Linked DNA regions of Homo sapiens: region 2 is linked to region 1. The links are chromatin loops, found by intact Hi-C in ENCODE. Cell type or tissue: PC-9. All regions are shown on one strand. Each heading gives the region's core, and the rest is flanking DNA. Links, peaks and the distances in the headings are about the cores only.

Region 1 (16,213 bases), core at 4,029-8,028:
GTTGAACAACTTCTAAAATACTGAGGATGCTGGGTGCGGTGGCTCACATCTGTAATCCCAGGACTTTGGGAGGCAGAGATGGGTGGATCACCTGAGGTCAGGAGTTTGAGACCAGGCTGGCCAACATGGTGCAATCCCATCTCTACTAAAAATACAAAAAACAAAAAAAAAAATAGCTGGGTGTGGTGGTAGGCGCCTGTAGTCCCAGCTACTTGGGAGACTGAGGCAGGAGAATTGCTTGAACCCAGGAGGTGGAGGTTGCAGTGAGCAGAGATCACGCCACTGCACTCCAGCCTGGGTGACAGAGCAAGACTGTGTTGCAAACAAATAATAATAAATAAAATAAAATAAAATGCTGAGGATGATTGTTTCTTTCCGATGTCCCACACTCCTTCTATTATCTGTTTCTTGAAAGCCGCTTACTGTCTCTCCATTCAGAGCTATAAGTTCTAAATATTCTGCAATAAAATTAGAATGAGCATGGTGAATGTGATACAATTTTAAAAACTTTTTTGGTCTTTTCCTAGTTCCTGCCTGGCACCAGCTCCTATAACCCTTGGAATATCCAGAGTGATAAGAATGTCTTTTGTATGCTAATGATGACTGGTGGCTCCGGGACACTAAGGTAGCTTCAGGATGGAGGCTGGTCACAGGAAAGACAAATGCAGAGAGGGTTTGAAATTCTAGCCCCACCCCCAGACCTCTGGCGTGGGGAAAGGGACTAGAGACTGAGCTAAACACCAGTGGCCTATGATTTAATCAATTATGCCTAAATACTGGAAAACCACTAAATGACAGAGTTTGTAGAGCTTCTGGGCTGGTAAAACCATCCACATGCCAGGATGGTGGTACACTCCAACTCTGTGGAGACAGAAGCTCCTGCCCTGGGGGCCCTTCTGAACCTCACTCTATGAACCTCGTTATCTGGCTGTTCGTTAGTGTCCCTTGTAAAATGATAATAAACGGGTAAACCTAAGAAAAGTGTTTCCCTGAGTTTTGTAAGCCGTTTGAGCAAATTATTGAACCTGAAGAGGGGATCATAGGAGCCCCCAGTTGACAACCAGTTGGCCAGAAGTACAAGAGGTCTAGGGCTTGTGACTGGCATCTGAAGTAGGGATAGTCTTGTGGCACTGGGCCCTTAAGCCGTGGAGTCTGCACTAACTCTGGGCAGTTAGTGTTAAAATTGAATAGAATTGTTGGACACCCAGTTGGTGTTTGGAGAATCCAGCTGTTGGTGTTGGAAAATGCTTCAGAGTGAGGCTTTAATTATGGCAATTCTCAAACTGTGTTCTCGTGGAACATTCAGTCTCAGCTGAGTGAGGTACTCTCTAGAGTAGTTGAATAATGATAGGGTTTTAATGAAAAAAAAGTGCGAGAGTTCTTCAAACCGTGCTTCATGAAAACAAAATTCAAAGATAAACTTAACACAGTCAGAAAGGCACATTTATTTTCTAAAATCTAACCTGGTATCAAGGAACTCTGTTCAGCATTATGGAGTCCACGAACTCTGTCACTAAGACCAGTTTGAAATCCAAACAGATCTGTGTTCTGATCTTGACTCAGCTACTTACAAACTGTATGATTGTGGACAAATTATCTACCATTTCTAAGACTCAGTTTCCCTTTCTTTTATCTATCCAATCATATATCTATCAATTATCTATCATTTATTATTATCTATCACCTCTGTTTATTCACTTATCCACCTAGGATAAACTAGGCCGGGCGTGGTGGCTCACACCTGTAATCCCAGTACTTTGGGATGCGAGGCGGGTGGATCACCTGAGGTCAGGAATTCTAGACTACCCTGACCAACATGGTGAAACTCCATCTCTACTAAAAATACAAAAATTAGCTGGGCGTGGTGGCGGGTGCTGGTAATCCCAGCTACTTGGGAGGCTGAGGCAGGAGAATTGCTTTAACCCAGGAGGCGGAAGTTGCAGTGAGCCGAGATCATGCCATTGCACTCCAGCCTTGGCAACAGAGCGAGACTCCATCTCAAAAATAAATAAATAAAATTAAATTAAAAAGATAGACATTAAGCTATTCATCAATATCTATTTTTTTTTTCCATTTAGGCATTGAGGATGATCACACCTATGTCCTGCTCTAGCCAATAAAATGTGAGCAGAGGTGAAGACTTTTGTCCCTTCCAAGAGAAGCATTTAAGAGCTGATGCCAATTTTCCAGCTTTCCTTCTCTCTGCTGCAGTGATTGGCAGTGTAGACAGTGGAGCTTCAGCTGGTCAGGGTCCCTAAATGAAGGCACTGTTGATCCCACCCAGTATGGACTTGGCGTGAACAAAAAATACACTATTGTTAATGTTTGTGATAGACAGATCAACCTCAAGGAGGGTTTCCAGGAGAAGACAGTTCTCACTGTGGTGGGTATGACTTGATATACCAAACTCCAGGAAGGCAGAGAACTAGCTATTTACTTCATTTTGGTGTTCTATACTAAAGATTCTGAAAGCTCCTATCAAATCACAATTTATTAATTTATAACATTAAAAAATATTCATATAGCACAGATTATATATGTCAGGCATATGTTATTGTTATGTTAAACTGATGAGATTATGGAATTGTTTATTACTTAATCCAATTTCACTTGATTAATACATTGTCTTGCCTCTTCCAGAAAGAATTTAAAATTGCTTAAAGAGAAATACAGCGCAATAGGATAAAAAAGTGACTGAGTAAATTAAGAATAATATATAACATTTGCCTTATAGAATCATTGGGAGAAAACATATATATCCATTAGTGTCACTGATAATCACTAGATATAACGGTATGAGCTCCTTTATATGTTTGGATCCTTCTGTATGCCTAAGCGATGGTCCCTCCACACCCAGATACCGCTTTCATTTTCCACCATGAGCAGGGAAGACTTCCTTGACTTACAATTACAATCCAGTTTCCTTCACCCCACACTCATTATCGCCCTTATTTATTTATTTATTTATTTTTTAATTGTACTTATTTGCAGAACTTTGCTCCTTCATTCTGCTAAAACCGGATTCTTGTCACACAAGCAGGAAAAGTTAGGCATGCAGACACGTTGGGTGAGGGGAACAGAATTTATTGGGCGAGAAGGAAAAAAGAAAAAAAAAAAACTCTCAGCAAAGCAAGCAGGGTTCTTGCTAACAGGCCTCCATCTCACAGACTGATTCTAGGCCACGCACAGGAGCTGAAGAGGCCAGGCTCCTCCCCACTGCAAATGGCACGAACTTCCCCTGGGGCCCCACCGTGTTCTCCCAGTGCATAGGCCAGTTAGAGATTCTTCAGGGACCCTCCCTCTTATCTTCCTCCTGCATCTATCACTTATCACCATCTGCCATACTTTCTATTTTACTTCTTTATTTGTTTGATAAACATTAGAGTGGAAGCTGTATGAAGGCAGGGATCTTTGTTCACTGCTATCCCCAGCACCTAGTACAATGCCTGACATATATAATCTGTGCTGTGTAATATTTTTAATAAGTTACAAATTAATGAATTGTGACTTTATAGGAGCTTGCAGAATGCTTACAACAGAACACCAAAATGGGTGAAATAGTCAATTGCCGGGCTCCCTGGAGTCTGGGATATCAAGTCATACCCATCACACTGAGAACTGTCTTCTCCTGGAAACCCTCCTTGAAATTGATCTGTCCATCACCACCTTCCTAGCCTCTTCTCCCCTCTTCTTCCTTTTCTGCATGCTGGTTTTGAGACGTGCTACTCACTAGACAAACTTCAATAACCATAATAATGAGACGCAAAGTAAAATAATGATTAACCATTATTGAGCACTTATAATTCATCGATCATATTTGTTCTAGCTTCACAGCTAAGTACATTCCATTCATGATCTCATTCATTAATTTCAAAAAACTCTGCGGGCAGTGATATTATGATCCTTACTTGAAAGATGAGGAAATGTAAGCTTAAAATGCTGAATAATTTGCAGAAGACCATACAGTTCATAAATGGTAATGGAGGTGTTTTGGTAATCTATTGCTATGTAATGATCCACCAAAAAGGAAGTGGTTTAAATCAATTTACTATTATTTATCATGGTTCTGTGGATTGAATGGGCTCAGCTGAGTAATTCTCTCTTGGGGTCTCCCATATGATTGTGAATGGTTGCAGGTAGATGGCTTCTGGCCTGAGTGTCCAAGATGGGTTTCCTGTATCTAGCATCTCAGATGGGATGGCTTGAACCCTTGGGGACTGGCAGGGCATCTCACTCTCTTTCTCTGTGTGGTGTCTCCAGATTGTTAGCTTGGACTTCCTCACAGCATGGAGGCCTCAGGATAGTCAGACTTCTTGTGCGATGTCTGCCTTCTCATGAGCTATCCTTGGAAGCCCCACAGCGTCACTTCCCTTGCATTCTATTAGTTACACAGAAGCAGCTCACATTCACTGTGGGAGGGCATAAATACACTGGAAGGCATGACTCATTGTAGGGGGGTGTTTTGGAGACTCATTATCTTGGTGGAATTTTTAAACTAGACATTCTGAACCTAGGCTAGAGGTTGCAAACTCATTTATCTACATGGAACTGGCAGATGATTATGAGCAAGGAAGGCCTGAAGCAAGACAATTGGGACTGGGGCAGACTGTGCTGGACTGAAGAACACAGGTGTTATTAAAGGGGCACTTACTGCTCAGCACCAGCCGACTTTGCCTTACGAGACTACAGGCCCCTTGTTACTGCATCCTCTGAATTTTTAAAGGAAATTCGGCAACCTGGGTTTTTATACAAAATATCTTAATATGAAAAACCTGTTATTGGTCAAGCAAAACACTTCTGTGTTTAGCTTGTGGGCTGCTAGCTTGTGAACACTATTCTAGATCTCCAAGGTAACATCCACACGCATTAGCACAGCACACAAGGCCCTCATGACCTGCGGGGGCTACCTTGCCTGGCAGTCCAGCCTCATTTCTCACTCCTCTCTAACATTTGTGCATTCAGCAAGTATTTATTAATGCCTCCTTGTACCAAGTCTATTCTACGTTCTGGGGATGTAGCAGAGAGTAAAACAAAGTCCCTGCCCTCAGGGGGCTTACATTGTAGTTGGAGACAGACAATAAACAAAGAATTGTGTAAAATATCAGATGGCACTAAGTACCATAGAGAAAAATAAAGCCAGGTGAACCCTAGCTGGCAGGTTGCACAACATATCTTGCTCTCTTTTCATGCTCTCTTGTCTGCCTTGAATGACTCTTTTTCCTTTCAGCTTAACTGCCTTCTACCTATTGTATCACTTGGGGGCCTAGCTTGAGGGTTACAACCTCTGACACCTGTGATCCTGCAAGTGTGAAATTGATGACCGCCCTCCTTGCTTGTAAGGTACTTGTGTCTACTCTTACCATACGGTTATAACTGTTTTTTAAAGTTTATAGTTACTTTTCCATATCCCCCACTAGATAGTGAGTAAATTGAGGGTTTCTGCATATTCTTAAATTTTCCACGGATCTTTGTTGACTAAATGAACAGTCTCTTTGGAAAGATCTTCAAGGAAGGAGCTGCTTGGTGGGAGAAGAATTCTCCTGTCCTCTGTTTTTCTTTTCCTTTTCCAATAAGAAAGTTTCTTTCCTCTGCTCTCAAAGCACAAAACTATGCATGAGGTTATTTGAAAACCAAGTAAAAGGACATGGTTTGTGTCCTGTGGTTTGGGGGCTGGTTATTCATGAGTGTGAAATGTCTTACATTTTCAGTGAGTCACAGGAATGCAACTTTACCTGGTTGTGAGACATCAATACACTCATTCTGTTTGCATATTCATACACACACTCATGCATGAAAAAAGATGAAACACGTCCTTTATATCTACAGGCTGGGACTTATCTCTATGCATTTCACTAGGCAGATAAACAGGATGCACACTTATAATCGACAAAAATCAAACACTAAAATCTACTCCTGGCACTGCTCTATATCTACCCAGTATCTTTGACTTTCTGTGTGCTGTGGTTGTGTCTGGCTTCTGCTGCCTGGGCTTCCGGTGTGTGAAGCCTCCTTTGTCTAACATTCTGAGATCCCCTGTGAGTGTGACTGAGGCTGGCTTGGTTTTCTAGAAGACCCAGGAGTGGTTCTCCCTCTGCCCTGCATGTTGCTGCCCTATGGAACAAGATGACGGCTGAATTTCTGTTGCTTGGTGGAGTACACACATGTTCCACTGCATTCTGGAACGCTTGAGCTCTCGAGCCCAGACCGCAGAGTGCTGTGGGCAGATCAGTCTCTGATCTGTCTCATCTCTGGAAACCCTGATTCTCGTTATGTCAGAGCCTCTCCAAAGGAAAGTAACCAGGGTAGAATCCTGCATGAGGAGAGGAGCAGCCTTGGGCGGCAGGTGACTGCCTGTGAAGCTTGTGCCCTGGAAGGTTGGCTGTGGATAAATATCCACCCAAGGGCATAGCATGTGTGTGCCTTGCCTTTTAAGGGAGGGCTGGTTGAGGAACAGGATGGTCTGTTGTGGTTGCAGCTCCATGAGCAGACTAAGCCAGGCTGGCAGGAATGCCCAGAGGGTTCTGAGCAAACTTAGCAACGAGGATTCAGGTCACTTACCAGATTGACCATTTCTCTTTAATTGGTAATTTTCTTCATATGATGCTTCCAATAAAATGTGCCCAAAGGTTTTGTTGTTGTTATTTGTTTAAAAATAAAGCTAAAATAAATGGAGATAATAATTCTTTAAGCCCCATGTCAAATTCAGCCTTCCCCATGAAATATTTCTTCAGTTCCCAACTCTGTTCTTTCCTCCTTCTCCAGTCTAAATATGCCATCTCTCTTCTTTAACACAGTACTAATTTGGAGTCTTCTTAAAGTGTTTCTCGCACTTTCTCTTTTTAATGTAGTTACTGTTACATAAGAACTTCTCAGCTTCAGTGCTGTTTTTCTGACCGTGGACAATCAGGGTTCCTAGACTGACTTGTTCCTCTTTGCCTCCCTGAAGCAGTTAGTGTAGAGCTTTATGCCACAGGAACTCAATAAGCCACGGTAGAACCAAAGAGCTCTTAGCCTTGCACCATTCCCTTGCCCGCTCCTGGTGACTTGATGACCTGCACTGGCCACATGCTAGCAGGATTTCCAGGCAGACTGCCTAAACATTTCAAACAGATTGGGTCATGGCGGTAGAGCACATGGCGTGGCATGAGCTTCAGAAACGTGTTATGCTTAGACTTCCCATGAACTTTATAGCTACTTTACCGTCTGAGAGCTACAGACAATCTTTCCACCCCTGGTAGCTGTGTAACATCCTTGAGGACATGGAATATTTTCCATTTCATTATATCCCCACAATGGTACCTGGTGCCAGGTGCTCAGGAAGTATTGGTGGAGTGGTTGATTAGGTTGCCTGGCTTTGCAGGGGCTTATCAGTCTATAATTTACACCACTGACCTTCCCCCAAACTCCAGGGAGGGAAGAGGGACTGAAGATTAGCAGAAAATCACCCAGGAAAGACAATAAGAAATGAAGGCTTCTACTCAAAAAGTAGGATTTCTAGTAAGTCATGAAGGCTTAATGCTGTGTCTTTGTGAAAGGACTGAAGTCTGCCCTGTTTGTGCTGGATGAAGGCAGGGAAAGAAGGACTTTGAGATCGGGATGTCCATCATACATGATGGAAACTTGGGTTTTAGCAAGAGAGAATATGTAGTGGTGATGAACTCTAATTTCAGGCATTTAGGGGTACCTCTAATTGAAAAATTATATTCTGGGGACCTGGAAAGAATTGTGGGAGTCGGAGGAGGTGAAACCTCAACAAAAGCAGTTTCATATTCTCACACTGAAACTCAGTGGAATGTTAGGTGGGTGGGGAACTAGAGGTCAGCCCGGGATGAGCTCTTGTCTCCTGGTAAGCTCTGCTCTCCCACTAAAGCACCCTACTTAGGGCCAGGGCCCCCATTTGGGTGAAGTTAACCTTTCCTCTTCTCAGGAGCTGGCAGGACTCAGGCAGTTTTCATTGCCCTTTAACTTAAACTCTTATTCTCTTTAAGCATCTACTCAGTGTCCTTGTTGAGGGTATATTAGGTCTCTTTTGGTTGCAAATGACAGAAACCCAACTCAAATAGGCTTACACTGGAAAAAAAAAAAAAGAAAATTCTGACTTCTACAACTTAAAAAATTTAGTGATGGATTTCCCAGATTAAGGTCCAGTTGGAATCTGTCTTTGTCCATCTCTCAGCTCTGCCATCTGTAGACACTCCCATGTGGATGACCAGCCAAGCCCAGCAGAGCAAAAGCACTTCTTTCCCAGTAGCTTCAGCAAAGGTCCCAGAGCTACTCAGAAACAGTCAGATGGGGCATTGGACCATCCATAATCTAGTCACTGGGGCTGACGAGACTCATGGCTTTAATGAAGCAAGCTGGATTCTGTCCTTATGCCTGGAGCAGTGGGACCAGCTGCAACTGAACCATAAACGGGGGGAAGCACAGGTGGTTGCTCAAAGAAAATTGGACAGTTGTTAGCAAAAATGGGGTGATGGTTGCAGGGCAAATTTACACTACAATGGCCAAGTGCTGTCACTCCACAAGAACTCTGCTATGTGAGTTTAAGAGTGTTCAGCCAGGCGCGGTGGCTCACGACTGTGATCCCAGCATTTTGGGAGGCCAAGGCGGGTGGATCATTTGAGGTCAGGAGTTCGAGACCAACCTGACCAGTATGGTGAAACCTCTGTCTGTACTAAAAATACAAAAAAATTAGCCAGGTGTGGTGGCACATACCTGTAGTCCCAACTACTCAGGAGACTGAAGCAGGAGAATTGCTTGAACCCAGGAGGTAGAGGTTGCAGTGAGCTGAGATCATGCCACTGCACTCCAGCCTGGGCAACAGAGCGAGACTCCATCTCAAAAAAAGAAAAAAAAAATTTAAGAGTGTTCATATAGAAACACTCATTTCTCTCCATGTATGTTTTAAGGGCTGGGCTCCTGAAATTGGTTCTCCCCCTCCCCAGACCCCTCCTCATACCTTAAGAAGCAGGTTTTAAAATGTTGGATATTTTCTTGAGGAGGGCAAATATCAATTTTTTTCCCTCAGTTCAGAGAATCAAGAAGCATAGTCTCTGCTATGCTATGTCCAGCTGAGGACAAATGTATAGTTTCTAAGATCAATTATCTAAGGGCAAAATGACATCATAGATTTATCTGGATAGAAGTACATTTTCATATGGTTTGATTCCTATCTCCAGGGCAGCTAGGGTTTGTGCTTCTGTGGTGAGTGCCTGGCCTTGACTGATGCTGGGGGAATGGAGGTTTTGACTCTGGCCCTGCCACTCACAACTGAATGAGCCTGGGTAATTCACTGTTTTCCTGGGCCTCAGTTTTCTCATCTTTTATATTATAGTTTGGACTGGATACTCTCTAGTGTAGTCTGTCTTTTTTCTAAAGAGTTTGATTTTTAGCTGATAGTCAAATCCATAATAATCTGAGTTATAGCCTATATTTCTAGGTGAGGAAGCTTAAATGCTGTACAGGTTAAAAAAAAAAAAAAACCTAAAACTTTCTGCTTGATTCAGGAAGGGGAGTTTGAGAGACAATAATGTTCAACCCTTCCTTCAGGACAAGAGATGTCATTAGGATGTGGATATCTTCAGACCCAGCAGGGACCACACTTATGTCTGGAACACTGTCAACCAACTATAAGTATCTCTGACCTTGTGGCATGAAGCTGCCCACCAACCATGATCCGATCATCCCCTGAATGCATGAAGCACAGAGAACATGAGGCAGGGAATGAGCGACATCTGTGCACAGGAAATCTCTAAACCAAACATATTTAATATTTAATCTTTTCCTGTTTGCTCTGAGGCATTTCATTATTGGAAATGGCAGGCTGCCAACCACGATGCCCAGTACAGTTTGGGAAGGTCATTCCATCTCAGATTTCCAACTGAACGTTGAGGAAGTGATGGTGGATGATCACATTGTTGAGACCTGGGGGCAGGGTCCATGCCTAGCAGAGGGACACGTGGTAGATACACAGAATGAATGAATGAATGAATGAATGAGTGCATGGATGGCTGAGTGCTAAAATTACTTCTAGTTCTGACTCTCATGTCTGAACACACGGATTTCCTTCCAAGAAATAAAACAGTATGTAGATGTAGGAAATTGAGAAAAAATGGAGAACACAGAAAAGATGTGTCTGTGAACCAGAGAAAGGGGCTGTTGGGCAGGAGATACTTGGGGGGAGAGGTCATTGTGCCTAGCTTGTGCCCCCAGGCCTTCTGCAAAAGGAAGCATCTCCTGATGCTCCTCTGGCCACTTCCTCCATGTCCCACCCACCTCGCTGCCCCCCTTCCTGTGTGTGGAGCAGGAGCTGAAACAGAATCTACTGAAGGAGTGTTGGGGAAATGAAACCACTTTAGCGACCACAGTTACTAGGTCCTTATCTGTGTCTTTATTCTCTGTCACGTGATTCTCTCCAGCCTCCTCCTTTGCCCTGAGTCTGGTGCTGGGTAACCTGAGCACAGGGAGAAGGAGCAGGAATCTGCGGGGGGTCACACATGCATGCGCACACACACACACACACACACACACACACACACACTTGACACAGGAGCCAGAGAAGTGCTTGCTATGCAGAAATAAGGGAGGTACAGAGCTGTAAGGGAAGGTTAATCCAGAGGTAAAGGAAACCCTGGCACCTTTGCTCCCTTGCTGAAATTCCCACCCTTACAGTATGGGCATCAAAGAGAGCCCAGGGCTGAGCCAGGGCTCTCTTTCTTTGTGGTTAAGTCACTTTGATGTGTGAGAGCCTGGATGGGGCAAGGTAAAGTGCATTGTAGGATTGAGGGTGTTTATTGGTTAGAAGTCTAGGAAGAGGCAGCTGAACCAGTGAGTCATATATGGACAGCTGTCCTGGGGATGGACAGAGGTGTCTCAGGCCTGTATGTGAAAACCAGGCCCTGTTAGGGGAAGGGCAGATCAGAGGTGGATGGCAAGATGCAAAGGTTAACCTCCGCAGTGCTGATGGGGGCGAGTTTCTAAAGCCGGCAAAGAAAGAGCAGGTAGGCTGGCCTTCACAGTGACGAGGCAGGGGAATGGGAGACAGCCAGAGGATGCCTGGGTAGGCAGACAGGGACTCTGTCAGAGGGCAGCATCAGGGGGCTCTGGACCTGGCACAGGAAGGATAGCCTGGGGCAGAAGAACAGGCCTCTTTGGATTTTGGCTTCTGTTTGGGTGGGATGGGTAATAGGTCTATTTCTGACTGACTTCTAATATCAGCAGCTTATGACATTTCAGCTTTTCTTCTCTATGACTGTATCTATGGGCTAGGAGGGGTCTCCTACCTGAGGTTCAGGAGGCCCCATTCTCTTACTTGGTTCTTCCTGCCAATCCCTCCAATCCCCCCCTTTTCTCCAGTTTTCAACCTCCCTTTCCTCACTGACCTTTTTTTCTTCTTCTTCTTTGCTTCTTTCACCTCCACCTTCCTCTGTCCTCCTCTTTTCTCACCTGTCTTTCGTTCCTTTAATCAACCTCTCCCTCACCATAGCACTATGGACTTTGGAGTACGGTAAGGCCTTCTGGACATGTAGTGCAGCCCTCCACCCCAAACCCCTGCCATCATTTGTCTGGTGCTCAGACATCTCTCGGAACTGGGAAACAACCATTGCTCAGGACAACTCATTCTGCTTGCAGCACTTTGATGGTTAACTCAGTAGGGATCCAGAGATGAAAGATGTTCCTCCTGTCCTTGAGAAACTCAGTGTCTAGTGGAGCTGAACCTTCCGCTGTTGGTTCTAGTTCTACCCCATAGGGTCTATATAGGCTAGCAATACTCAGTAAATATTTACTGAGCATTTTCAGTGTACCAGTCTCTGAACTAGGAATTATAGACTCCAAAATTAACAAGAAATTGTCCCAGTAGTTATAATGCTTGAGTTTAGGAAATAGGAGAGATTCCCAATGACTTGGTGTGTTAAGTGTTATAATAAGCAGGCTACAGGAACTGAGAGCAAAGGATTCACTGTGCCTGGAAAGGCTTCACACAGGTGGTAATGTTTGAGCCGATTTTGAAAGGAAGAGTTCCCCAGGAAGAAGAAAGAACTTTTTGAGCAGAGGACATTCCCAGGCACAACCTGGAGAACTATGTCAAACCAGGAAGCTAGAATAACATAAAATAGGATTAGTTATGAATGAAGGGAACAAACCAAGGAAGGGGCTTCAATGATAGAGATTTCCCAGGAAATGGAAAAAAAACACACAAACATGACATGGAAACCCAACACTCAGTGTGGTTCAGTGAAGTCCAGGAGTAGGGACCCCTGAAGACTTGAGTTGTGCTTCATCTTGGGATTCCTGCTGCAGAGGGACACAGCCTTGTTGGCGTCCAAGTTCCTCTTCTGTAAATAGAAGAGGTGACAGCACCTGACCTTCCTGTCTTGTCGTTGGTGAGGGGAAGGATGCAGAGTCTGAGAAGGCTCGGAGCCTGGAGCACAGACAATTTAGTGAGATGATTATAGCTAGTGATTGAGAGTGTGGCTTTCAAATTTTTTTCTTTATCTTTTAAAAAAATAAAAATAGGAGGCATGGAGAAGTGGTGGGAGTGGGAGTGTGGGGGTGTTTGAAAGTGAGAATGAGAAACTCCAACTTGGAATTCCTAGGACAACAAGTAGGGATTTTACTGTACTATTTGTTGGGGGGAATCTTATTTGTCAAAGGCATTCTAAGGGCATGCGAGAGTCCGCAAAGAGGAGGGGACAGTGTGGTCTGGTGGAAAGGCCTGAATTCAAATCCAAGCTTAACCACTCCATGGATTCTTCAACGTCCCTGGATCATTGGCAAAAGGGGGATAATAATACTTATCTTAGAAGACGACTTGAGAGCCAAATAAGACAATATCTATAATGTTCCTGGCACAGTGCTTGGCATATAGTAGGTGCTAAATAAATGCTTCTTTCCTTTCCTTTTTCTTCCTCACCTATCCCAAAAGAATATTGAGTTAGTATTTTAACTATGAAGGACGGAAACAACTGGTGAAGTTGAGGGAATGTAAAGACAACACTAGGAACATGGCCCCCAGACTGTGAACGCCCTAAGGAATTGTGCCTTGACCATTATGTGTTCGCACCCTCCGTGGGTGCCATGTACGTATTAGGTGCTCAAGATAGATATGGGTGGAATTGAACAGAAACAAATGCTTGCCATTTTTCTATTTCCAGACATCTAAGATGTGGTGGGGAAGCACTAAGAGACAGGGCAGATTTTCTTTCTAACTCTTCCACATGCTGGCTGTGTGGTCTTGGGAAAACCCTCTCCCCTCTCAATGTCCACATGTTTGAAATAAGAGACAGGGCAGGATGATCTCCATGTTAGTGTAGAGTTGCCTAAGGATTTAGGTGGGTAAGACAGTTGTTACGAACTGAATTTTGTACTCTCCCAAATTAATGCATTGAAACTCTAACCCCTAATGTGACTATATTTGAAGAGAGGACTTACATGAGGTACTTAAGGTTAAATGAGGCCAAAAGGATGGAGTCTGAATGTGCTAGGATTAGTGGCCTTATCAGAAGAGCAAGAATGAGTTCACTTTCTGCCATGTGAACTCACAGGGAGGAGGATATCTGCAAGCCAGGAAAAGAGCCCACGCCAGAACCTGACCATGCTGGCACCCTGATCTTGGAATTCCAGTTTACAGAACTGTGAGAAAATAACTTTCTGTTGTTTAGGCAACCCAGTCTATAATATTTTATTATAGCAGTGTGAGCAGACTAAGATAACAGTACTGCAGCTGGCTTGCAAATAAGGCTCAGGAGAGAGACCTCATTTGTAAAAACTGGTACAAGAGCTAGGGACCTTTTCACTACTGGCTGGGGCCATACTTTTCCTATCGTCCCCAGGTCTGTGACAGACAGGAAGCCACACCTCAGACACAGAGCCCATATGCTTAAAACTTGCTTCTCATGAGCCCCCCGGGGTGGAAGGCTCTCGAGGCATCCAGCTGCACACCCTTGACCAACATCTGCTAGGTGCTCAAAGGAAACAGTGGGTGACAAAAGCAACGTCTTTGACATTTAAGTCAGCCTTTGGTGCATCTACTTTCCCACAAACCCACCATGACACATGTTTTTGTAATGAAGCATTACAAAGGCCAAAAAAGGCCGCATAAAAGAGCCCACAAGACCCAGGCGTTTCCATTCTTAATACATGTTGTTTGAGGTGCGCCTCCCACCTTATCCCACCTCCTCACTGTCCTGCAGGTGATGGTCCCTTTAGCCTTAGGCACTTGGGGGCGCTACTCACAGGATCACCTGGAGCACTGCATTTTTTGTTTTTGTTTGAGACAGAGTCTTGCTCTGTTGTCCAGCCTGGAGTGCAGTGGCACGATCTCAGCTTACTGCAACCTCCGCCTCCTGGATTTAAGTGATTCTCCTGCATCAGCCTCCTGAATAGCTGGGATTACAGGCGCCCACCACCATGCCTGGCTAATTTTTTGTGTTTTGGGTAGAGACTGGTTTCACCATGTTGGCCAGGCTGGTCTCCTGACCTCAAGTGATCCACCCACCTCGGCCTCCCAAACTGCTGGGATTACAGGTATGAACCACTGCGCCCAACATGGATCACTGTTTTTTTATAAGTACTCTCACAATGGGCCCTCTGAGTTAGAATTTTGCCTCAAACACCCACAGAATGCATAATCTCAGGCAAGTCATTTAACTTATTTGAGTGTCAGTTTATTCATCTGTATTCATCTGATCAACAAATATTTGTTTTTTTGAGTTCCTCTAATACCAGGCATTAATCTAAGTTTGGAATTCATGCTTCGCCATTTCTTTTTGAGAAATTCGGACTGTTAGTCATGATACGATTTAGTAACCCATGTGTGACCTCCACACTGTTCTCAGTCATGCACAATGTATCACACTTGAATATGAGGACTGAGAATAAAAGATGATCAATCTGCAGAGTCACTGCCTGAACTTTACCATATCAGGGTTCGTCACAAGGGTTCTAACTGCAAGAGAGCCTGATGAGCCTCCTGAAAGAAATAGTGAATGCACTGAATGGTATTTAAACCTTTGCACCAGGAGGGAGGACAGTGATGCTCCCTGGCTTTTTGAGTGGGAAGAAGGTTATCTGGAGGCAACAAAGAAGAAAAGTTGCCATGGGATCCAGTTGGATTATTAATGGGAATGAATGCTGTTGGGAGTAAGCCTGTGTAATTTCTCTTAAATATCTTCTAATTTTTTTTGCAGCATTTAAGGGTCAAAAATTGATAAGTTGAAAAAGTGAATGAATTGCAACTTGAGGGTGCTGTAAAACTATTACTTGGGGAATCTGTTAGAGTTGTTTCAACAATTATTTATTGAGTGCATATTAGTTGTCAGGCACTCTGCTAGGCTGGGTCTACATACCTCCTGTATTTGTGGAGTTGGAGTACAGTGAGGAAGAAAGACATTATAAAAATATGTGTAAATATGTGTGTGTATATATGTGTGTGTGTGTCTAATGAGAAACTGCGATAAGTACTAAAAAAGAAAAAAAAACTCAGAATATTATGAAAGAGAATCCTAACAGGGATTATCTCACCTAGATGGAGTGACCAGCAAAGGCCTCTTTGAGGAAGTGATGTTTAGGATGGAAGGATTCTAGGAGCTGGTCATACAAGAATGGGGCAGAAGTGGGGCAAAGAGGATTCCAGGCAATGGGAGCATCTCAAGCCAAGGCCCTTATGTGGAAAAAACTTGCCACGTTTGATGAACTGAAAGGTTGTGCAGACAATGTGATGAGAGAGGAATAGAGTAAAGTGAGATAAGTTGGAGAGTTAGAAAGAGTCCAGAAAATGCAAGTTCATGGAAGTCATGGTAAAAAGTTCAGATTTTATTCTAAAGTCAATAGAAAGTGACCGAAGTGTTATTTGAAACAGCAGACTGACATGATTAGGTTTACATTTGCATCAGCGGCATCTGAAGCAGTGACACGACCCACCTCAGTGAAAGGTGGGGAACACACAGTGTTGTCATGCTTCTTCTACAGTAAAGTCAGCAACAGGCCAATAAGGGCTTCACAGTGCCATCAGGGCCTGGAGCACATGGCATCACTGAATGAGGGTGCAGAATTCCCAGCAAGAAATCCTGTTCCAGAACTGGGACCCTTCTGCATTCATTAATTCAATCAACATATATTTCTGAGTTTTTACCAGTGATGATGAACAAATAGACACAGTGCACCACGTATAATTTGTTAGTACTCAGTACCATCTCTGTTATTCTATACTTTT
Region 2 (16,213 bases), core at 7,951-11,950, 290 kb before region 1:
AAAAAAAAGTAAACATGTTGTAGAAGTCACAATCTATGACAGTCTTGTTCTTTGCCTTCTCCATTGCTTCTTAGTAATCTGTAAAGCTATTGTTTCTGATATGAGTCAGTTTCTTTGTCCTTCCCTTTTACATTTCCTCTTTTTTTCTTACCTTTTTTGAGGGATCCTAAGAGAGCGTTTTAGAATGGGGAATTCTTAAAGAAACCTGCAAAATATATTTTCTCCATTATGTTAAACTCCATAGCAATAAACTTGGTTTAATGCGGTCAGTTTTATCACAGATCAGGCCTCCCTAAGGCGAAGGAGCTAAGCCAGTAATTTGGGAAGGCTTTGAAGCCACATGTGCATGTATACATTAACCTCTAAGACTAACCATAATTTCAATTAACATAAAATAATCTAAAGACATGCTGATTAGACACCGTGTGGCTTTAACAAAGCATTCTGGGCAGGGGGTTGGGGAATAGAGAAGCTTTAACTATTCCTAGCACCAGCAAGCAGGGCTTTCTTTAATCATTTATAACATATTTTCTCAACCTTTTTTTCTTGCGATGTTCTTAGAGACTAAAAACAACAAAATTCCAAAAGCTTTTACTAATTAAAAAGAGAGGAACTGAAACTGTTATAGATTATGTCAGTGAAATCCACTTTAAAAAAAAAAAGTAAAATTCCAGCTGTCCTTTAAAGTATATGATTTACACCATATTCCAGTAAATTGATGCAGGCCGATAACTTTTCATTCATTTCTCTTGTGTGTCTTGTGGGGCATACTTAGAGCAGTCAGTTCTCCTAGGGACAAAGCAGGAAGACTAACTCGAGCCCATGTTGCTTTTTATGATATGTGGTTTTGAGTTTCAGAGGAGTCGAGTGCAGTGTGAATCATAGAAGCAGCCAGCTGAAAAATCCTCAACCCTATAACAAAAAGCAGATTTTTTCCCATATTTCTTCCAAGTTTTTATTTCACATGCAAGTCTGAGATACAAAATATTCTGTAAAATTTTAAGGAAGCCACAGTAGTTCTTACTGTTTGGGGATTTCCCGGAGAGAATAATCGTGTTCAGAATGGTCCTTTTTTTTGCCAAAAGGTTTATTATGTGAACTGAACGGCTCAACCAAACAGATAACACCATCTCCATTTTATTTTTACATGTTATTTACTGGGGTTTCCCTGAAGAAAGCTTAAGAATTCTTTCCCCATGAGTCACTGACCAAGTAATTGTTTTTTTAAAATATAAACTTTCCTTCAGCTGGTCAATTTGGAACGCAGTCTTCTCATCTTCTGTTCACTTCAGGGCTGCTTTGCCTTCATCTGTAAATGATCACGTCTACAGCCAAATTGAGCAGCTCGAATGTAGCCAATTTCTTTCCATTGAGCACTCAAGTTTGAAAAATCAACAGCCCGGCCAGGCAAGATTCAGAGGACTTCATCCTCTGAAAGTGACTTACATAATTATATTTTCATTGCGTTGGCAAAAAATGCCTCTCATTGGTTTAATTTCTGCTGGAATTAATGGGATGAGGAATTGCAACCATATTTTGCCAAGAATTGTGAGTGGTTGCTCTGCCCAGGTTATGTTACCCTTTTACTGTTGTGAGTGGGTTAGAAGGTATTGTCTTCTATTCTCGTCTTCTTATTGAACTAGAGGCTGTAATTATTTCCCTTGGTAGTGGCTGAACTTTCTCTTTAAATATTGACACCTTCACAAATGTGTTAAAACAAGCGTTAAAGTTGGCTTTTTCCCCACGAAAATGGCCCTATAATTGCAATCTTCTATTCTGAAGGAGAAATGTTGTTTTACAGAATATTTCTGAACCCCTTCCCACCCACTTTCCCAGTGGCTATAAGAAGCCTGCTGTTGCCAACTGAGTGGTCTAGAGTCCCTGCTAATTACCTCCTTCCACAGCTTTTGATTTGGAGCCGAACTGATGGCGCCAGCGGCTGAACCACAGTCAGATCTACAGGCCTCTGATTTGCCAAATGGAATCTATGCAGTTTGTTTCCTTTCTCACAGTGTTTTATGATGAGACTCAGCTCAAACTCGAAATAGACGAGGAATCACTTCAAAATATTAATGGTTGATTTGAATTTTGAAGAAAAATAGCCATCAGAATTCTATATTCCATTACCAACATACATGTATATGTGTACATGTGCTCACAAAAAAAATCACAAAATGTGTTTTTCTAAAGAAGCATTCTATTAATTGTATTCCATTAAGCATACTAGTACCAAAAGCTTTCAGAATACTTCATATTTTATAGCCTTATAAAAGTTTTATTCTATCTGTTGATCATTAATATGTAGGGTCTCATGTCCACATCAGATGTGCCTAGAGTTTTTCTCTAAACTGGCATTCTTTTAAAATATAGCTTGGAAAAGAAAACATAATTATAATCATAGAGGGAATAAGAATTGTCTTTCTCGAAAGTTCAGAGGCATTAGCCTGAAACCCTAACAGTTAGTTGAGAGTTTCTGTTTCTCATTTCATAGAAAGGAATTAAACAAAAAGCTTTAGTTTCATCACAGTTAAAAATATTTAGTTCTCAAAACATATTTTCTCAGCTGTGTCTTGCTTTCTTATTTGAGGTTTCTTCAGAAAGGGAAACTGATTATATTAGAGACAATAATGTTGGAAGACAAAACAGTTCTCAGCCAAGTGAGAATGAAGGGCTTCCTAAGTGAACTACTCCCTTCTCTCCTTATTAATTTGGCTCCAAAGTCAAGCACATCAAAATGGAAAGTAGTTCTCATTCTTTTTATTGATGTGAAGTCAAAAATTCTGCATAATTTTAAAGAGCAGATAATCTAAATCACACATACATATACATACATACACATATGCACACACACTGTTATCCATTAGAACAAGTCTTCTTTATCAAATACCTGACTTTTAAGTGTATTTGTGCCACTTGATTTACTTATTCATTATATAGACATTTAGTTAGCACCTTCCATGTGTCCAGCATCATGCTTGATTCTGGGCATGAAATAGTCCCTGTTCCCAGGGTTCCCAGTTTAGGGGGAGACTGATAAGAAAATAATTTCATATCACCTTGTAACATAACTGCTATCATCGTTATGTTAGGAGGTGGAGATGAGAGGTACCTAAATTACATTTTCCTAACAAGCAAAGATGTAGATTAGCAGCCGGGCGGATCACGAGGTCAGGAAATCGAGACCGTCCTGGCTAACGCAGTGAAACCCAGTCTCTACTAAAAATACAAAAAAATTAGCCGGGCGTGCTTGTGGGCGTGGTTGTAGTCCCAGTTACTCAGGAGGCTGAGGCAGGAGAATGGCGTGAACCTGGGAGGCGGAGCTTGCAGTGAGCCGAGATCGTGCCACTGCATTCCAGCCTGGGCGACAGAGCGAGACTCCGTCTCAAAAAAAAAAAAAAAAAAAAGAAAGAAAGAAAAAGATGTAGATTAGCAAATGCTTTGAAGAGAAAGTGACTTTTGAATGGTCACTTCAAAAGTAAGAATCAGGAAGAAAGCTATGGAAAAGAGAATGCATCCCAGACAGAGTAACAGTATAAGTAAAAATTCAGAGAAATGAGAGTTTATTGGCGTAACTGAAGGTCCATAGCTATGGCTGCATGAAGTGCATGTGAAGGTGTACAGTGAAGACTGAGGGGCCAGGGAGGTAGACAGAGAGCAAATCGTGCTGGGCCTTGTATGCCAAGGGCTGGAAGACTTTATCTGAAGAGCACTGTGGAATCAGTGAAGACATTTAAACATGGGATCATCTTTATATTTTAGTAAGAGTGTTATACTAGGAGTGAGTAAGTATATTAGGATGTAGGACTGACGACTAAGATACTGTTGCAATAGGTAATAAATGTTGAAATTGGGATAGACAGACTTCTGTTTTAAACAGAAGGACAAATCAGACACCCTCATGGACATATACACATATTTATAGTTTAAATGATGAAGAAAATAGATCAAATTTGTATTAAATGCACTACCAAAATGAATTAAAAGGAAAGAATCCATAGAAGCCAGAAAATGACACGAAAGCAGGAAACTAAAGCACTGGTTTCCATCCTGAGGATTTCACCCAAATTTTTGAGATCTTGTGCCTCCATCATGGTGGCCAAATAATGCCTGGCAAACAGGTGTAAAGCTTAGTACATTCCAAGTTCCAAAGACTCCTAACAGGAGCCTGTCACACAGGCTGGGACTGGAAAAAACTGTATCCTGGTCTAAGAATATACTAAAAATAAAACCAATGTCCAGAAGAATGCAGCCAGGAAATTATATTGTATTGACCTTGGCACTAAATAAAAGGGGAGTGATGGGTGGTGATCTGCCTTTAAACTGCATAGCCACAAGTTTGCCCCCATTTGAATGTAAGGTCTGAATTCACACTACATGTGTGTTTGAGCATCTCAAACCTCAAGTACAGAATTTAATTTTCCTGGGTTAGTACCACCCTCAGAGGAACTAGCAGAAGCCCCCCCCGCCAAAAAAAATTATTTCCTCTCTGTAAAAATGCAAATTCGACCCAGGCCTTAACTCCCCAAGATAGAGTTCTAAGGAAAATGAATAGCTTACAAAGAACAAAGGAAGGAAGGACATAGGAAATAAACCACTACTGAGAATAGGAGAAACAACAGGCTGTGAAATCAGACCTTCAGAGATGAGATATTTACAATTTTGGAGTTACTAGGTACAGAAATAAAAAGTTGTTTAATATGTTTAGAAATAAAGAGGCTTTAAGTATGAGAAGAAAAGATCAAGCAGATTGGGGGAATGACTTCTAGAAATAAAATATAATCACTGCAATGAAAAATTCAATTAAAAGTGTCAAGGAATCAGATTAGATATAGCTGAACAGAGAATTAGTAAACTGGAAAATCTGTAGTGATATGAATACACTGACCAGAATAAAGTCCAAGCCAGAATAAAATCCGAAAGAAAAGGATTGAGATCACAGATTGTGTTAGATGAGTTCTAACATGTTCTAATCAAAGTTCTAGAAGGAAATAGTAGAATGGGGAAACACAGTATTCAAAGACGACTAACAGAACGTTCATAACAGCACTGTTTGTAATAGTGAAAAACCTGGAAATAATCTAAATGGCCATTAGTGGAAGGGCAAATTAGTAAATTGTAGTATATTTACACATTGGAGTATTATATAGCATCCCAAACAAGTGAACTCCAGTACATTCAATGGTATGCATGAATTGGCAATATAGGTAAAAGAAAATTATATATAATATATTCTTTTTTATGAAACTAAAAATAACTGATAAAAATAACTCTTTAAGACTAAATATAGATGCAATAAAACCATAATAAAAGGAAAGTAAGGGAATGATAATTATTCTCACTGATAGTTACTTTGAGTGGGAGAGGCAGGGGGCTGAGTTGGCAGATGGTATTACATGATACTGTATGAACAGATGCAGACGAAAGTGTGCCATGAACCAAGGATTATAGTTAATCCAATTCCGTATACTAAAAGTACATTGAGGAGGTAGGAGGAGAGAGAGAGGTTGAGAATTTTCTAAAATTGTTGAAGTCTAACAATTCTTAGAATCAGGAAATAAAACAATTCTCAAATAGGATTTTTAAGAAATGATACATAATAAGTAACAACAAGACACATCATAGTGAAACTACAGAACACCAAAGAAAAAAAGATCCTAAAAGAAGCCAGAAAGCTAGGTCACCTACAAAGGAGTGGAATTAGACGGACTGCTGATTAGTTTAACCTGTACAATATCGTTCAACAGATGAGTGGTAGAGCCAGGATTCAGATCCATATCTTCTGATTCCTATGCCTATGTTCCTTCTAATACTCCACCAAAATTTTTCACACATTTATGTACAGAGTATTTTGTGTACTGAAATAAATGTAAACCAAAAAAGTAATGGAAAGAAGAAACCCAATAAAAAGAAAAGTTAGTGTTACCTAACATATGAAAAATTTGGTAAAATTTACATGTATTTAGGTACAAAAGAGACAAGGGAATTAGCATTTGTTAAATTCCTAAATATGTGCCAGGAATAGTTCTGGTGCTTTAAAAAAAATCTCATTCAGTTATCATAACAAATATTTCTGAGCTAGAGTTCTTATTTCCATTTTGTGGTGGAAAAGACTAAGGCTTGGAGAGATTACATGATTTACCCAATTTCAAAAGTTAGTAAATGGTAAATTCAAATTCTGAAAAGGTGCAGCCAGTCCCACCTGACCCATCGTCTTCCCAGTAGCATTGTCAGTAAACGAATAATGTAATTTATATTACCTAAGGTGTCCTAAACAGAGCACCTTCTCTGGCAACCTTCTGAGACCACCACCCCCAGTGTCAGGGGTTATTGCCCTCAGAGACATGTCCAGGAATATTAGTTTTTCCTTTGCACTTCTCTAGGCTTCTTTCCCACTTGGATGCTCTACAGATTCCTACACCACATTTGCTCATCCATTTAAAGTGCTATATACTGACTATTTTCTAATGGTTTTAGGGTTTTGAATCCTTGCTATTACACTTACTCGAAAAATTACTAAATCCATTTGCACCTCAACTTCCTCATGTGTAAACTGGGATAATAACACACCTTTTGAGGATTCTCGAAATGATTAGCTGAGAAAATGAAATCCATAAAGCTATTAGTTCAGTCGCTGGCACTTGAAAGTTTTCAGTAAGTGACTACTGCTGCCATTATTAGATCCTTTGCAGGTACAGAGACAGCTTTTATAGTCAGAGGGAATTCATTTTGTCTCCTAGTTTGCCTAAGAATAAGTGATCCATCTTTATTTATTCTACTGATTGTGATCTGACATAGTCTTGGACCTAGTTATTATTAATTTTAGCATATGTTAATAAGAAAATAATTATAAAATATCCTGTTCTGAATTTCATTTCAAGATAATGTGAATATAGCAATACATGATCAAATATCTATTTTCTAAATTGAGATTTTAAAAATTCCCAAACTTCATCCCCTGAGTTGAATTCACTAGAATGAAATAAATGAAGACAATGTTCACTAAGCTTCTAAAGAATCCACATGTTAATTGGATCAGTTTGCCCAAAGACTATTTTTGCCTTTAGGATTTATTATTCTGAATTAAGTCATTATATGGTTGAGTGATTATGTAAAAAATCATATTATTTATACAATGATATGTGAAGAGGATTACTATAATGCAAGAGGTTAAAAACATAGAAGCACCAAGCCCTCATGTATATAGAAAACTCATGCTAAGGCCAGAAGAAGCAGAAGGAGAGTCAGAAGAAATATACCAAAGTGGTAAACATGTATGCTGTGCTATGTGTGCCCACATAATACATAGGAAATGCTAAATTGGTATCGATTTCTGAAAATAAAAATGCCTGTTCTTTTTTCAAATTATGCAATCCTGATAAGCCTACTAGGCATATACATATATATCCTTTTAACTAATCACGTTATCATTTTTTTCCAACAAAGAATATAATAAATGAAAGTCACCTTCTGGGTGATTAGTGGCAGTTGACTTGGAGTTTCAGCCCTTCCTCAGGACTTTTTGGCATAGTAATAACATTGCAAAGTTGCTCACATTTTTCATACCCTTCCATTTTATCTTGTGTGTGTGTGTGTGTGTGTGTGTGTGTTTGTGTGTCTTGTATGTGGAATATTCTTACAGCTAGTGACTTAATATGCTGATGAACACAGAGAGCTGGATTTTTTTTGCAAACCAATATTTTTGTGCCATTTGATTATTTAGGTGATATTCAGCCTTTTCAAAGATTACTTAACTGTCGTGGTATCACTACAGAGGAAGAAAGGAAATTCTGTAGTTAGTTTAGGAGAAAACGTAACGTAAAACAATTCTTCAAGGAACCTAGCAATGCAATAAAGTATCTAGATAATCTTTTAGAATATCAGAGCCTGGGGTATGCTAATGAAATCATGGGAGAAGAAAAAAGCTCCAGTTCTCACTCACATTAAAAGTGCTCTCTTTTACACAAGACACAATTCATAAAATCTTTTTATATCAGCAGGGAACTCATCTATCTGTATATACATGGAGGCAGGCAGCTGTTAACAGCATAGCATGACACTGCTGAACAGTTCAGGATGCAGGATAAGGAATATCATTCTATCATTCCCAACTGAAACAACATCAGAAAATGTAGACAGGCTAAATAGAATTATCCAAAATGGAGCCTGTCTGAAATTCCAAGTCTCCCAGAGACAAAAGTACTATTCACCTCTTCTTCCTTTCTATGGCTGAAATTCATTTGCATCCACTGACATCCTTTAAATTATTACCCTCCTGGGAAAGTCTGCAACCCTTGTAGAACACTTATAAACATTCAGTTGTTTCTGATCAGACCTGTGTTGTTTGTAGTTCTCCTGACTCATATTTTAGTATCTTAGGAAGGAAAATTTAGTGCCACAAATGTTTACCATCTATATTCTCTTGGTTTCTGAGACTTCCCATGGCAATTAAAAAAATTTAGATATTACACCTTTTGCTTCAAAGGTCATAATTCCAGAAGTATGACTCTTATCTGACCTTTTAGAATGATAAATCTAAGAAATTTTTGTGTTCCAGAGAATGAATACACAAAATGGGAACTAGTGAGTTCCAAAGCTTCTGCTATAGAATAATTGATGGTTTTCTCCAAATATTTGTTAAAATTTTAATATAATAAATACTAGGATTTTTTAAAGTAAACTTTTTTAGCAATAAGAATTTAGCACTTCCAAAGCAGCCACATGGTCTGTTGCCCAGGACTCCCTTAAAAATTGCTTTGCTGAGGCTGTTCAACATCTGTCAGCATTTTCTGCATAAACCATTGGCTCAAAAAAATTCTTCAGGCTGAAACTTGATATATCAGGTCTCAGCTTAGCAGTTTTTATGTGTTTTCAGGAAAATAAGTTTGGATGTTTTCAAGTTAGTGCTAGAGGAGAAACACATTCTAATACACCATTTCAAGACACCCTTTTATTTTATACATGGGTGAAAGGAAAACAGACTTCTACCCAACTAAAATGGACAGAAAATATCTAAACAATTGTTGTGAAGTTTTCTTCACACTGTATTGCTAAACAGGATGTCTTTATTGGAGCTATGTGACTACATTCTTCATAGAATGGCATATGGAACTCTGCCCAGCTTTAATGCCAGAGGTCAGAATGTGCCCACCTCCTGGCAGCTGAGGATGAATGGCTTAAGTGACAAATTCCGATCCGTCAGCTTCCCAGATCATTGAACAGCCAAAGGAGACTAATACAATAAACAACAGTTTGCCAAAAGGCATCATGATCCACTGGTGGATTGTGGTTTTACACAGCTTCAACATACATTATCCTGACGTCTAAAATTACATCTCAGAGTACAGCTGTGTGTGTAATACTGGACTTCATTCCACTGGATGATCCCATGTTGTCCACTTACAACAGGAATGCACTTTTGAACCTAGAGCTGTCACTACAAATCTCACTGTGAGTGTTAAGAATTCATGAAGAAATTCCAATTTATTGATTTGCAAGGATTTGCCTATGAAGGTAGAGAGATTGTATCTTAAAATTGCCATTCCATTAAAGGCTAAAAAAGTCATTTCAATGACTAAAGTTCTTATATCTTTTAGTTGACTATTTGTAAAGTGAACTTTTTTTTTCTTTTTATATGAGTGTTAACTGGAAATAGGCAAGGAATGAGCAGGACTTTAACATTCTAGTCCTCTGTGTCAGCTGTCTGTGTTACAGAATTTATTTGAACTATAGAGTCCCTAAATCACTACAGCATAAGCCTCAGGGAAAATAAAAACTCAAAAATGTATAAACAAACTATACTAAAATTGAGCTACTGAGCACCTTAGTATACTTGCTTCCCTTTAGTTAACGTATTTTCACCAACAAGGGTGTGTCTTTCAAGGCTATCTGGAGTATACCTGTGGTTTTAGAAATACCAAGTGACTCACCTCCAGTAGTTACAGTGGTAAGGAAAAAGTTGTTACCTCTTTCCTTTGGTGATTCTGGTGCACATTTGGAAGATACAGCTCAAAGCAATCAATACCCTGGGCCTCTGGCTTCTAATATATTAATGTCTGCTCTCTGGAAGACCCATATGCACCACCTGCCCTCTGAATCCTGAGTGATCCAGATCCTTTGGAGGACTTAAGTAAATAAAAATTAAGAGCAAAACAAATGGTCTTGAAAATCCTTTCCAATAGACACAAGCAAACACAATAGGGATCTGATCATTTCACTTTCCTAAATTTTCTGTTTCCCCATTCAGCACAGTGGAGGAGGACCTCTGAGATTACTCTTCTTTTTCAAATCCCCACCTCAAGGTATTCTCCTCACACTTCCGCCACCCACATACACCCCTGATGCTCCATCCACCAAGCAGCCATATCCACAGGCCACAGGTGCACCATCCTCTGCCCTGTTTCTGCACCTTTGCATGTGTAGTTCCTCCTGCCTGCAAGATGCTGTCATTTATTCTATACCGGATGAACATCTTCCTACCCATCAAAACCCAGATCACTCTCTGATACATTCTTTCTGCATTCCATGGAATATATAGATTTGACTGTTACTGGTTTATAATCAAATTTGTCATCTTTCTTCACAATAGTCCTAAGGTTTATGCCAGTCTTGTCCCTGTCTCACTAATAATGAAATTAAGATTTGTAGATATAAAATAATATGACACATATTAAAAGCACTCAGAAAGCTAAGGGTTTTTCTTCAGAGCTTTTATTCATTTTTGTATCTAATGTTGAAAACAAGTAAAAATATATACAGAAGAGCCCCTAGCTGAAATGTATTCATATGGCCCCCTGACCTAATCACAGATTCTTCTATTTCAACAGAACTTTCTTCCTCACAGATATAAGAAAATGTCCCACTTTTCCTGATTGATTTGTGCTTATTGATTACTGAACTTAGAGCTCGGAAACTTGAATTTTCATTTTATGAACGCTCTCAATTTATTGTATGGCCTTGGAAAAATTATGAAACCTTTTTGACTCTTAGCTTTTGAAAAAGCAAATAATAAGTCTACTTATATCATGAAGCTGGTCTAAAGTTCAAAACAAACTATATAAGTGAAACAACTTGAAAACTGTATGCCTCTACATTCATACAAAGTATATATTCATATTTATATGACTAGTGTACAGTATTATTATCAGTATCAAAGAAAACTAAAAGTCTACAGTATATGGAGCCCAAATAAAATTTGGCCAAAAAGAGTGCTTAGGATGTAAACTGCTTTCAGTTTCAACCTTTGATTCCACTTACTCGTGGTTCACGGAGAGCTTTGTAAGGATCAGTAACTTCTCCGAAATAGGTAATAATAGTGCTAACTGGGAGGTATTTAGGACATAAAGGTGTTGGGGTGTGTGTGTGTGTGTGTGTGTGTGAGAGAGAGAGAGAGAGAGAGAGAGAGAGAAATAAGACATTTTTGCTAAAGAATATCTGAAGAAAAAAAAGGCCAAGGACAAAATGTTGTAGAAAAAACCGGGTTCTTGAGTTCTTGTCTCTTGACCAGGAAGAGTTAGTCACGCAGACACTCTGAAGGATGAGAGAGAACAGAATTTATTGGGAGAAAAGGAAAAAATTCTCAGCAAAGTGAGAGGGGTTCCTGTTAACAGGCCCCCATTTCACAGATTGAATCCTGGTTTATCACACAGAAATAGGAGAGGCCAGGCTCCTCCCCACTGCAAATAGCACCAACTTCCCAAGGCTGCACCCTGTCCTCTCAGTGCTCAGGCTGGTGGGAGATTCTCTGGGGACTTTCCCCCTTATCTTCCTCCTGCTTCTATCACAATGAGAAATCTCAAATCTTTATTATTCTAACCTGTAATAAGTCCACAAAGACATGTAGAGTTTGATTTCTAGTGGTTTTTTTTAGACTGGCTATCTTGACTTCAAAATATCTAGGAATATTAAGGACAATGTGACAATTGCTCTTTTAAATTCCTGACTGAGCACACAGGAGGATGAGAAATTCCTGGGTAAGAAAATAAAAAGGGAGCTGGAAAGCAGAGGGCCTATGGTGAAGCCACAGCTGTCCTTGGGGCATTTGCTATCACTGCACACAAGAGCTTTGGATGTACTTAGACATATGGAGATAGGAGAAAATACTTCAGCCCGAAAAAATTGGGGAATTGGAACCAAGACCCCTACAGTAAGCCAGGACACTTAAAAAGCTACACCTTCAGTGAAAATGGTGAATCAAGAAAAATCCGCTTGCCGTTAAAAGGAGAAAATGAGGAAAGTTATTTGTCTCGGCTTGCACTGTGAATGGAAGGAGAGAAAAGTCTTTGAGAATCCATTTGTATAGGTTCCTCATTCTGTAATTTGAGATTCAAATATGTATCACTTACATGCGCAAGCAGAACCAAAGCTGAGAAATTAAAGTGGACCAAAGTTGGAAGCAGTTCTGGGAGCCTGTAGAAACATAAATACTCTCTGGAGCAACACACCCTCAAATCAGATCTAATAGAAGCCCAGCTAAACTTGAATACACAATCCAACATTTAAAAGGACACACACACACACACAAAGCCATCATGAGTAAGTCAAGAGAATAACAAACAGTAGGAAAGATTTTGGACTATATTTAAAAAATTTAAAGAAATAAAAGAGCAAATGACAAATTTGAGAAAGGAACACTTTCTAAAGACAAGTCATATTTTTAAAATAGCCAAATAGAACTTGAAAAATGAAGTGCAGTTATTGAAATTAAAATTTTATGAATAGATTAAACAGCTGGAGAGAGACTACATAAAATAGGTTCTACACAGTGGTGTGCTGATAGATGTTTAATAAGTAGCTGTCCAGGATGGGGGAAAGCCCTGTTCTGTAGCATTTGCTAATTTCCATGGTGTGAATGCTCCCACCATTGGTAGTCAATTTTAAGCTACCAATGTGACGTAGTGAACTGGAAAGAGACGTGTACAGTTGGTTCTCATGAGCTGGTATAAACCAGCTCCTATACACGATTGGATATATAACTGAATAAATTACCTAGAATGTAACACAGAAAGATGGAAAGATAGGAATGTATATAGGACACGAAGGACAGGCTGTGAAGATCTAATATATGTTTAATCATCATTCTAGAGGAGAATAGGAGAATGACTAAAATGTTTCCAGAACTGATGAAAGTCATGAATTCTAAGATCTAGGAAGACCACAGATAACATCCAGACATACATTATAATGAAATTGCAGAGCACCAAAGCCAAAGAGATAACCATAAAAGCATCCAGAGAAAAAATATATCAACTACTAAAGAACAACAGTTCAGACTTCTTAAGAGCAAAAGTGGAAACCAGAAATAATGGAATCATCTTCAAAGTACAGAGGGAAACACTGCCAAGCTACAGCTGAATACCTAGTTAAAGGATTATTTTAAAGTGAGGCCTAATAAAGACACTTTCAGGCAGCAAAAACAGTTTGCCATCAAAGATAAAAGGAACGAAACGAAAAAATGTACTTTAGGAAGAAGGAAAATGATCCAGAAGGAACATGGACAAAGAAGTGGGTAAACATTTAGGTAAATCTAAGCCAATATTAAAACAACAAGAATAATAGTAATGTATGGTGATTAAAAGCCATCTGAACAGTTTTATTTTCTCACAAATACTAAACAGCACTTAATTTAATTACATTGCCATGTAGAAGTTTTAACCATATTTTGTTCATTTTTGACTTATAAAACAATCAGGAAAAAACAGTAAACATTGTTATATAAGATTTACTTATTTTAATCCAAGTTACACTTTGCTAAACATACTGAAAATTTGACGGGGTTTTAAATTTGTAATGAAAGAGCCATAGACTCCTCAGAATTTTTTTTTTAATTGTGTTGATCTTGCACATTCTATTATGATTCCAGGTCATTACCTAAGCAAGGATTTCCAATTTAGGCTGAGCTGGGAAAGACATTATTATATTAAAGTTTATGGTTATGAAAACTGTACCCCCACAACACTGGAAGTACAGGACCTTTGTTTCTCTCCACCCACATGCTGGTGACTTTTTACCACTAGGAGAGTTATGTACTCACTGTGACTCACAGAAAAAGATAAGGTTACTTTATACTATCTCTCAATAAATGGAGCCAAGGATCCTTGGAGAAATTCCAGGACTGGGGCAGAGAAAGTACAAGATGAGCCTGGAATGTCTCATGATGCTAGAAAGTAAGGAAGTGCTCAAAACCTTATGGGGATATATGTGAAAAAGATACAAGAGGCAAATTACAGGAGGCTCCCAATGACTAAATCTGGGACAATTTCAGAAATAAAATAATGACAGTAATGGATTATAATCCATAGAATAAAATAAGAATCCATACTTACATAAATAAACAGTTGAATGAGTAATTATATGAAGGAGAAGGGAAAGCTGTTCCTCATAATTAATTAATTTAGAAGAGAAGATCAAAATTTAAAAATCACCATTTGCAAAACATCACAGTAATAGTTTCTCTTAAGAATCATCAATGGATGTTAAAATGAGTAGGTAAAAGTATGATGAGAAACAGGATATTCACATAGCCTCAAATATCACCCGCAAGATACTTATTAATTTCAAAGGAGAAAAAATAGAAACTTTACAGTGGAGAAACCTGGAAGACACCATCTTAACCAAATGATCAAAGTTAACATCACTAGTAATGAGACAGATCGACATCACATGTCTCCTGATGTAATGCACTGAGAAAGACACACCATTTATGTGGCGTGTTTTTGCTAAAAATGCACAACCTGAAATTAATAACGAGGAAACATCAAATTGAAGGACACTGTACAAAATAACTGGTCAATACTGTACAAAATTATTAGGGTCATAAAAGATGAAAAAAGACTGAGGTATTGCTCCAAATTAAAGGAGACTAAAGAGGCATAACTAAATGTAATACATGATTGAGGATTAGATCCTGGGTCATAGTATTACAATGTCAATTTCCTTATCTTGATCATTGTTGTGTAGTTTTGTAAGATACTAACATTCGAAGAATCTGGGTGAAGGATGTACAGGAATTCTTTGTATTAATTTTCAACCTTTTAATAAGACAAATTATTTCAAGATGAAAATTATTTTACAAATCAAAGATAGTGTTAATGATAGCTTCCTTAGACCTCTCCATCCTCCCATATTCTAAGAAAGGCCATTTATATGTTACCTCCAGTTCTGTCCACAGACATCAATGCATGGCTTCAGGAAAAGTGGGCCAAGTGCAATGCTGAACAGGAAGGAAACAGTTTGAGTCTGAAGCACAAGGTTCCTACTGTGCTGAATCAGTGTGGTAGAGGCTATTAAAATGCCATCTTTTCCTACCTCCCACTCCTCTCCTTCTTCTGCCTTCATACCCTACATCCCAGACCGCTTTTAATCCTATTGGGAGGGTATACAGAGAGAAATAAAGAAAAAATAATAATGAATGGCTGTGTTCTTTGGCACATGAATAGCAGTTTCCCTTTCGGGACTTCAAGAATAAAAAATGAGAGGCTTTAAATCTTGCTAACTTGTGCAAGAATGTGCGCGTGTGTATATGTGTGTGTGCGTAGGTAAAAATGTAAATGACCACTATGGAAAGAACAATGCTAGCTTTTAAAATCTACTAAAGTAAAAGAAATAATTATTCCTGAATAAGGTATGTCAAACACCAGTGGGAAGAAAGAAGAGCGGGTTATTTTGTTTAGAGCTGGATGAATTAGGAAAATCCCTTTTTACAGCTAACTCAGAGATGAGCTGTTGTTGCCAAGATGTGGTTTATCAAACATCTAGGCTATCTCACAGGATGTGAGTTGGTTTAGCTTTGTAAAATAGCTCTATTTTTATTTTAGCCAAATCTCTACAAGACTCTCAGTCAGCTCCCTCCCCCACCAGAATGAAACAGCAACAACAGCAGTGAAACCTGACTGAAACAGCAGAGTAAATGTTGGCCAGAAGCCTGCTGTGATCCAGCCTGGCTTTTAGAAGGAGTCTCTCTCAGTTTGATTCATTGCTTCTCACAAGCCAGCTCCAGACTGCTTTTCTTGAGATAAAATAAGTTGTAGAAGTATAAAGGGAATGTTGCCACTGGTAATTCTTTTTACTTAAGATAATAAAAAGCACATAAAATTTCCATGCTCATATTTGACTCCTTTCCGGGTCTCCCTTCCTGATTCTAACACACTGTGGAAATGGTGCAAGGAAAAAAAAGCCACAGACAGAGTAGTCGGTATGATTTCAGACCACATGACTC

Evidence for each region. Peaks named below come from ENCODE experiments on the same cell type or tissue, not always from the same donor. Only the 100,000 strongest peaks of a DNase experiment are listed, where the experiment ranks them.
Region 2: it touches region 1 in a loop (2.7-fold over the local background); 1 of 110 quality-filtered maps calls a loop at or near these places.

What each region holds. Positions count from the first base shown.
Region 1 is chr1:172,633,299-172,649,511 of GRCh38, forward strand. No RefSeq gene overlaps it. Among named protein-coding and RNA genes, the nearest start is that of FASLG, 18 kb to the right of the region's middle. RefSeq lists an enhancer at 5,239-6,438. In PC-9, for the core only: no CTCF peak of the experiment used is centred there; DNase peaks (open chromatin) are centred at 5,713 and 6,483; H3K4me3 peaks cover 792 bases; H3K27ac peaks cover 2,975 bases.
Region 2 is chr1:172,342,739-172,358,951 of GRCh38, forward strand. The region is part of intron 17 of DNM3 (dynamin 3); the gene reads left to right. Among named protein-coding and RNA genes, the nearest start is that of C1orf105, 70 kb to the right of the region's middle. RefSeq lists enhancers at 1-35, 16,076-16,155. In PC-9, for the core only: no CTCF peak of the experiment used is centred there; DNase peaks (open chromatin) are centred at 9,143 and 9,883; H3K27ac peaks cover 1,739 bases.